Regions from separate parts of the Homo sapiens genome. Here regions 1 and 3 are each linked to region 2. The links are chromatin loops, found by intact Hi-C in ENCODE. Cell type or tissue: dorsolateral prefrontal cortex. All regions are shown on one strand.

Region 1 (2,500 bases), 92 kb after region 2:
TAAAAATCCCAATCTCTGAGTTTTGGGGGAAACTGATTTGTGTAATAATAAAACTCCATTCTCCCTTACAGCCGACTCTGCGTGAATTAAATCTTTCTCTATTTTTTTTTTTTTTTTTGTCTGTTTGTTTTGAGACAGAGTCTCACTCTGTCGCCCAGGCTGGAGTCTTGTTCTGTCTGCCAGGTTCAAGCGATTCTCCTGCCTCAGCCTCCCAAGTAGCTGGGATTACAGGCGCCTGCCAGCCACCACACCCAGCTTATTTTTGTATTTTTAGTAGAGATGGGGTTTCACCATGTTGGCCAGGCTGGTCTCTAACTTCTGACCTCAAGTGATCCACTCACCTCAGCCTCCCTAAGTGCTGGGATTACAGGTGTGAGCCACCGTGTCCGGCCTAAACTCTTTTGTATTGCAGTTCTCCTGTCTTGATAAATCAGCTTTGTCTAGGCAGCAAACAAAGAGAACCCATTGTGTGGTTAAAGCAGTTTAAGAAAATAAAGTTGAGATAAAACATAGCATGATATTTAAGACTTACTGTGTATCAGGTATTGTATAAGCTTCTAAAATACATCACTACTCTCAATCTTCAAATTATCTTATGACACGAGTAATGTAGATATCCTTATTTTACAGATGACAAAACTGAGGCACAGAGAGATGAAGTAAGTTGCCTAAGGTCACACGGGAAGTGGCAGAACTGGGATTTAAACTTAGAAAGTCTTGCTGCAGAACATGCGCTTTCGTACAGCTAGCATTTAGGGAAATGCCATAGCGATACTCTGGTTGCCTTCAGCTCGGGCAGCATAGGACCAAGTCTTGCAGGGTTCCTGCACCTTGAACAATATCCAGAATTATACAGAAACATTTGGACCTCCACGAGAGCCAAAAATAGACCAGCAAGGGCAAATGACTCCTGTATCTACTTCTGAATGCGTGGTGTCCCAGGCTGTCATTTCTATTAGAGATGTACTTGCCTTCCTAGGGTCATAGTGCGGTGCTTCAAGCCACACCTTCACTCTTCTACCCCGCTGCCCAACCACTGTCAGCTCCAGCCATCACCATTCTACGCCATTTCACTCCACAGCAGCTGGAATGGCTGACAGTGTTCCAATAATTGTCTTAGTTTTGGCGAGTGTTCCACACTCAAATACATCTGCTCTTTGTTCTCAGTGCCTCCCAGAAAATTCCACGATAGATAAAAATAATGTCTAGGTCCCCACTCTTGTTTGCCTCTAGGTGTGGCCATATGACTCATGCTTGCCAGCGGCATGTGAGCAGATGGGGTCTCCCAAGTCTGGGCCTTAGGACACTGAGCATGCACTCGTCCACATGCCGTCTTTCCCTTCTGGAGAGCTGGAATATAGAGGTGCCTATGACTCTGCTTTGATCAAGCAGGAAAGGGCAACACCCTAGGCTCCTCCTACTCAGAGTATGCTTCATATCCGGGCAGCCAGGCATCACCTGGGAGCTTGTTAGAAATGCAGACTCTTGCCAGGCGTGGTGGCTCATGCCTGTAAACTGAGCACTTTGGGAGGCTGAGGTGGGTGGATTGCTTAAGGTCAGGAGTTCAAGACAAGCCTGGCTGACATAGCAAAACCCTGTCTGTACCAAAATATACAAAAATTAGCCAGGCGTGGTGGTGCATGCCTGTAGTCCCAGCTACTCGGGAGGCTGAGGCGGGAGAATCACTTGAACCCGGGAGGTGGAGGTTGCAGTGAGCTGAGATAGCACCACTGCACTCCAGCCTGGGTGACAGAGCAACACTCCATCTCAAAAAAAATGCGGCCTCTCAAGCCCTATCCCAGACATCAAATCAGAACCTGCATTTTTAACAAGAGCTGGATGATTCACACGCACATTAAAATTTTATGAACCAACAGCGTAGAAAAATCCTGGTTCTCTGAGTGATCACATGGAGCATGGCTTCCCTGATGACTGTTCCTCTCATTTGAGGAGTGTTACAGCAAGAATAGCATAAGCCTCTGTGGTAAGCCACTCTAATGTGGGGTCTGTTTGTTACAATGGCTTAGCCCTCATCCTAAGTAATGCTGTATTGTTATCCTGGTTTTAAGGATGAGAAAAGTGAGATTTAGAATGTGTACCTTCAGGGCTCTGACAGGAAGCAGGATTCAACTTGAGTGGTTTGAACAGAGATTAAGGATGGAGGGCTGGTGTAAGGGCAGGGTTAAGGACAAAGTGCTCATGTAGGGTTTTTTTCCCAGGAAGCTTGGCAGTAAAGGGAAGGAAATCAACTGGTGGCTGAAAGTAGCCTGGGGGTCAGGAACCTGAATATATTGGTGGGCAGTGGGAAAGGAACCAGTAGAATGGAAAAGATCAATGTTAAGGGAGGGTTTGATGGGATCCTGAAGGAGGGGAAGAACAAAAGCATGGTCTAGGCCAGGCGTGGTGGCTCACACCTGTAATCCCAGCACTTTGGGAGGCTGAGGCGGGCAGATCACTTGAGGCCAGGAGTTCAAGACCAGCCTGGGCAACATGGTGAAAC
Region 2 (2,500 bases):
TTTCGGACTTTTTTGAGCATATATTGTAAGGTCAGTTCAGTAGTGATGAAATCCCTCAGCATTTGCTTGGGAAAGACTGTATTTCTCCTTCATTTATGAAGAATAATTTTGCTGGATGTAGTACCCTTGGGTAGGAGTAGTTTTTTCTTTCAGCACTTTGAATATATCATCCTATTCTCTCCTGGTGTGTAAAGTATCTGCTGAGAAGTCAACTGTTAGTCCAATAGGGGCTCCTTTATAAGTGACCAGATGCTTTTCTCTGGCTACTTTTAGAATCTTCTCTGTCATTGACAGAGAAAGCAGATCTAGCCTATCATTGAAGCTTTCAAGTATATTTTATCTTTCATTCCAGGAGTTCTCCAGTCCCAGAATTTCTATTTAGTCCTTTTTAATGATATTTATCTCTTTGTTACATGTCTCATTCATATTCTGAATTGTTTTTCTTATTTCTTTGTATCGTTTTTCAGAATTCTTTTGTATCTCACTGAGCTTATTTAGTATCACACTTTTGAATTCTGTTTTCAGAATTTCATGAATTTCTTTTTGATTGGCATCTGTTGCTGGGAAATTATTGTGTTCTTGAGGTGTCATATTTCCTTGCTTTTTCATGTTTCCTGCATCCTTAAATTGATATCTGTGCATCTGCTGTAGTAGTAATTTCTTTCAATTTTTAAAATTTGCTTTCATATGGGAGGACTTTTTCCTGAAGATGTATCAATAATGTTGCTTGGATAGGGCCCTTTGGGCTTTGATTCTGGGCGTGTGCAGTAGTGTAGTCTCTGCATGATTTCTTTGACTGTAGATGGCATGAATGATATCTGTGATTTCTTTGGTTGTTTAGGGTGCATTTATTAGTAGAGGCTGTGATGAAGTTTTGCTGAGGACAAAGCTGCCAGGTGGGCCAGTCTTCAGGCCTCAGTGGTGGCAGCAGTGGGCTGAGTATACTTGTTCTTAGCCCCAGGGTGACATTTGCTAGCACTGGTGTTAGTGGGACCAGGCAGGTCAATTCTTGAGCCTCCAGGTGGCTCACTCAAATACTGGCAGTGGCAGTGGTGGGCCAGGAGGGTGAATGAGTTCTGAGATACCTAGGCAGCTGGCGTGGTATGGGTGCTGGCAGTAGCAGTGGGAGGATGATTCTCTGGGTCTGAGTAGTGTGCACTGGTGTTGGCAGTGGCTGTGATATGAGGTCACCATCCACAGCCCCAGACATGTAGCTGACAGGCTTGCCTGCTCTTGGTGGCAGCAGCGCAGCAGCACCGCAGCACCACATAGAAGTGGGAAGGGACCCTGTCTTTTGCCCATAAGCCTGGGCATGAAAGCCACATTGCCAGTTGGGGCGTGGTTGCCACTCACAGCCCCAGACAGGCAGCCTTTTGTCTTGCCTGTCCTAGCTCCTGGTGGCAGCAGCAGTGGCTACAGCTGCAGCAGTGTGACAAAGGGGAGAGAAGGTCCTGCTGTCTATGGGCAAGCCTGAGCACAGAGGCTGCTCTGCTGGTGGGGGTGGGGTCACTTCTCTCAGCCCCAGACTGTCAGCTCTCAGGATTATCCACCTCGGCTCCTGGTTGCAGCAACTGCTGTGGCAGTATGTGGAGGTAGGGAGGGGTTCTCACTCTCTGCTTGTAAGCCTGAGCACAGAGTTTGTGCTGCTGCTGGGGGCAGGATTGCTTCTCACAGCCCCAGACAGGGAAGCTCTCAGGCTCTAGAAAGCATACACTTTATTTTCCTTTGTCCGGGGCTGCCTTTTTTGTGCAGTGCAATTTTCCAGGATTTCATGGATTTCTTTTTGATTGGGATCTGTTGTTGCGGAGTAGTACTCCCTGTGAGCTAGAGTACTGGGGACCCTACAGCACCTTTGGGGCCAGCCAGTGCTGTGCCACTGTAGCCCTCTGGGTGGACACTGGGGGATGTCAGTGAAGGCTCCTGGGATGTGGACAGATGGGAGCTGTAGTTCCCAGGGCAGGATGCAGTCTCATGATGGCTGTGCTCTCCCAGTAGTGCCCTGTTGCAGCTGCTTAGGTCTCAGGGGGTGTGAGTGACCCAGTATGAATTCCCTGTCAGTGTAATGTCCTTGCAGGGTCTGCAGGTCATTCCCCATGCTAGCATCAGGGTTTGTGTGGTTAGAGGAGCTTCCCATGGCTGGGGTTACAGTAGTTTGTTGTGGGGAGAATTGGACCACTGATGTTCTCTCACTTACCCTTCCCCACAATAGCGAGCACCTCTGGCTCCCAACTTCTCCTGACTGAGCTGGCCACTCGCTTCCTTCTCCTCTGTGCCTCAGGCGCTTGCTGAGACTTCTCTGTTGGACTCTAGTGCTCTCTCCTGGATGTTCTATTCGAGGTGTGCTTATCTCTTCATAATTTTGGGTCTTCTTTCTGGAGAGGGTGAGTGTCCAATGTCTCTAGTCAGCCATCTTGAACCTGAATCCTCAATAGAGTATTTCTATTTTAAGACTGGGGAGAGTATATGGATTTTAAGAACTTTTGCAGTAATCATATTGGTG
Region 3 (2,500 bases), 62 kb after region 2:
TTGCTGATAAAACAGGATGCGATAAAGAAACCAGCCAAAAACACATGGTTACAAAACTGACCTATGGTCATCCTTGCTGCTCATTATATGCTAATTACAATGGATTAGCATGCTAAGCAACACTCCCACCAGTGCCATGCCAGTTTACAAATGCCATGGCAACACCCAGAAGTTACCCTATATGGTCTAAAATAGGGAGGGACCCTCAATTCCAGGAAATTCCTGCCGCTTTCCAGGAAAATTCATGAATAATCTACCCCTTGTTTAGCATATAATCAAGAAATATCCAGAAAAAAAATAACCAACCAGCAGCCCTTAGGGCCGCTCTGCCTATGGAGTAGCCATTCTTTTCTTCCTTTACTTTCCTGATAAATTTGCTTTCACTTTACCCTGTAGACTTGCCTGGAATTCTTTCTTGGATGAGATCCAAGAACCCTCTCTTGGGGTGTGGATTGGGACCACTTTCTGGTAATAATAAGAACTCTTTAATTTTCTTTTGGCATATCTTATCTAGTTCACTTCTAATATTTCTCCTTTAGGCTACTTCAAAATGTGTAGGCAAAATACTTTTTTCCACCTATGTTGTATTACTTAGAAGAATCTTCTCCTGGAAATTCTTCAACTTGAGGCTTCAGTTGTTTTTTAGTGAAGAGGTCCAGAATATGCCACACCCAAAAATACCACTTTGGCATAAGGATTACTTTAAGCTGAAGGCAACTGAAGAAACAGCAGACCCAGGAAAAGTTCTTTGCCCTCCCTGCTTCTGTCTAAAAGCAGGGCATAAATTTCTCTTTGTAAAGGTGACAGAAATTGCTATTTGTAAAAGCATTTCCCTCTCCCATTCCAGGAAGACCAGAGAGGGCACAGAGAAGAGTGTGCATAACAAACCTTTCTAAACAACCTTTATCCATCATATATTTCCTAGTCACCTTCCCACAATTTATTACACCACCCCTAGGAGCTCAAACCCACTTTCCTTTGTCTAGTCACTTCTCTATAATTTATTGCCTTTTCTTAAAATGGTATATAAGCCCCCTGTCTAACTGCTTCTTTGGGTTTTTACTTATTTTCTGTGAAGCCCCTCACACATAACATGTGAACTCAATAACTATTTATGCTTTTCTCCTGTTAATCTGTCTTTTGCCAGTTTAATTCATAGGCCCCCAAATAGTGAACCTGAGAGGGAAAAGTTTTTTCCTCCCCTACACTAGCTAATCACTAAATTATCACTCCTTTTGCTCCAATCAAGTCCATGTATGTTTTTTTACCTTCAGTTTCCAGCTGTTAGTGCATGGTGCTTCCATGTTGTCTTGCCCAATATGGTTTTATTTCATTTGAATTATTCTTTTTAGTTAAAAATTTACTTGCAAATGCTTTACTATTAGTCACACATGTGTTGGCAATGAGTGAAAATGGGCCCACTAGGAGACACTGTAACATCATCTTTGTTATTGTTTTTGGAGGGCATGGCTTAGGATTAGAAGAAATGAGAATTTGTTTATACAATTTGAAACTGTCTATTCAATAAGTAATTGAATCTTTAGGGTCTCTTTTAAGGACAATGACTTTAAATATCTAAATTTTGTTTGAAGATACTGCCAAAGCAAAGTTGGGATAAATCATCAGATTATTATCTACTGAAATTTTATCTAAATCTAAGCTTTTTATCATATAGATTAATGGAAATAGGAATTCACTTGGGCGTTCATATCTTTGTTTTATTTTTCCACCGAAGAATCTGCTGGGTTTGGATTTATTACTATATTAGAGATATAATAATAGTTTCCATTTAGCTAATAATACTATGTGTGAGAAACCATACTAAATATTTGACATGCATTCTCTAATCCTCATAACAACCCTATGAAGTAGGCACTTTACTATCTGTGTTTGACAGATGGGGAAACTTCAGCTTTGAAAAGCTAAGTAACTTGGCCATGGTTACTTGGTTATTAAGTAAGGAATTGGATAAAGAGTTCTTAGAAATGGTTTAGCCCTGGTTCCTTTAAAGAAACAAAGTCTTATTTATAATTGTATCTTTTTTATTTTTATTTTTTTTCTGAGACGGAGTCTCGCTCTGTCGCCCAGGCTGGAGTGCAGTGGTGTGATCTCAGCTCACTGCAACCTCTGCCTCCCTGGTTCAAGTGATTCTCCTGCCTCAGCCTCCTGAGTAGCTGGGATTACAGGCCCAGCTAATTTTTTGTATTTTTAGTAGAGACGAGGTTTCACCGTGTTAGCCAGGATGGGCTTGATCTCCTGACCTCAGGTGATCCACCCGCCTCGGCCTCCCAAAGTGCGGGGATTACAGGCATGAGCCACCACGCCGGGCCTATAATTATATCTTATTATGCCCTATGAGTGCCCTTTCTCTTTACTATATTAATGACACATGATGCTTTCCCAGTAGTTCAAGGTCAGTAAATGTACAGCCAAGGGCAGGGAAAATGTATATGGATATGTCAGACCACCAAGTTGTAGCTAAGACTCATGGTCACAGCGG

Evidence for each region. Hi-C counts contacts between places; a loop is a spot of excess contacts. Peaks named below come from ENCODE experiments on the same cell type or tissue, not always from the same donor. Only the 100,000 strongest peaks of a DNase experiment are listed, where the experiment ranks them.
Region 1: a loop joins it to region 2, with 3 times the contacts of the local background. A loop is called at or near these places in 2 of 110 quality-filtered maps.
Region 3: a loop joins it to region 2, with 2.2 times the contacts of the local background. A loop is called at or near these places in 10 of 110 quality-filtered maps.

The regions. Positions count from the first base shown.
Region 1 is chr14:35,988,049-35,990,548 of GRCh38, forward strand. No RefSeq gene overlaps it. Among named protein-coding and RNA genes, the nearest start is that of LINC00609, 81 kb to the right of the region's middle. In dorsolateral prefrontal cortex, no CTCF peak of the experiment used is centred here; a DNase peak (open chromatin) is centred at 1,066; H3K27ac peaks cover 2,500 bases.
Region 2 is chr14:35,896,504-35,899,003 of GRCh38, forward strand. No RefSeq gene overlaps it. Among named protein-coding and RNA genes, the nearest start is that of BRMS1L, 71 kb to the left of the region's middle. In dorsolateral prefrontal cortex, a CTCF peak has its summit at 1,419; DNase peaks (open chromatin) are centred at 1,378 and 1,918; H3K4me3 peaks cover 1,505 bases; H3K27ac peaks cover 2,275 bases.
Region 3 is chr14:35,958,605-35,961,104 of GRCh38, forward strand. No RefSeq gene overlaps it. Among named protein-coding and RNA genes, the nearest start is that of LINC00609, 110 kb to the right of the region's middle. In dorsolateral prefrontal cortex, CTCF peaks have their summits at 1,404 and 1,607; no DNase peak of the experiment used is centred here; H3K27ac peaks cover 1,281 bases.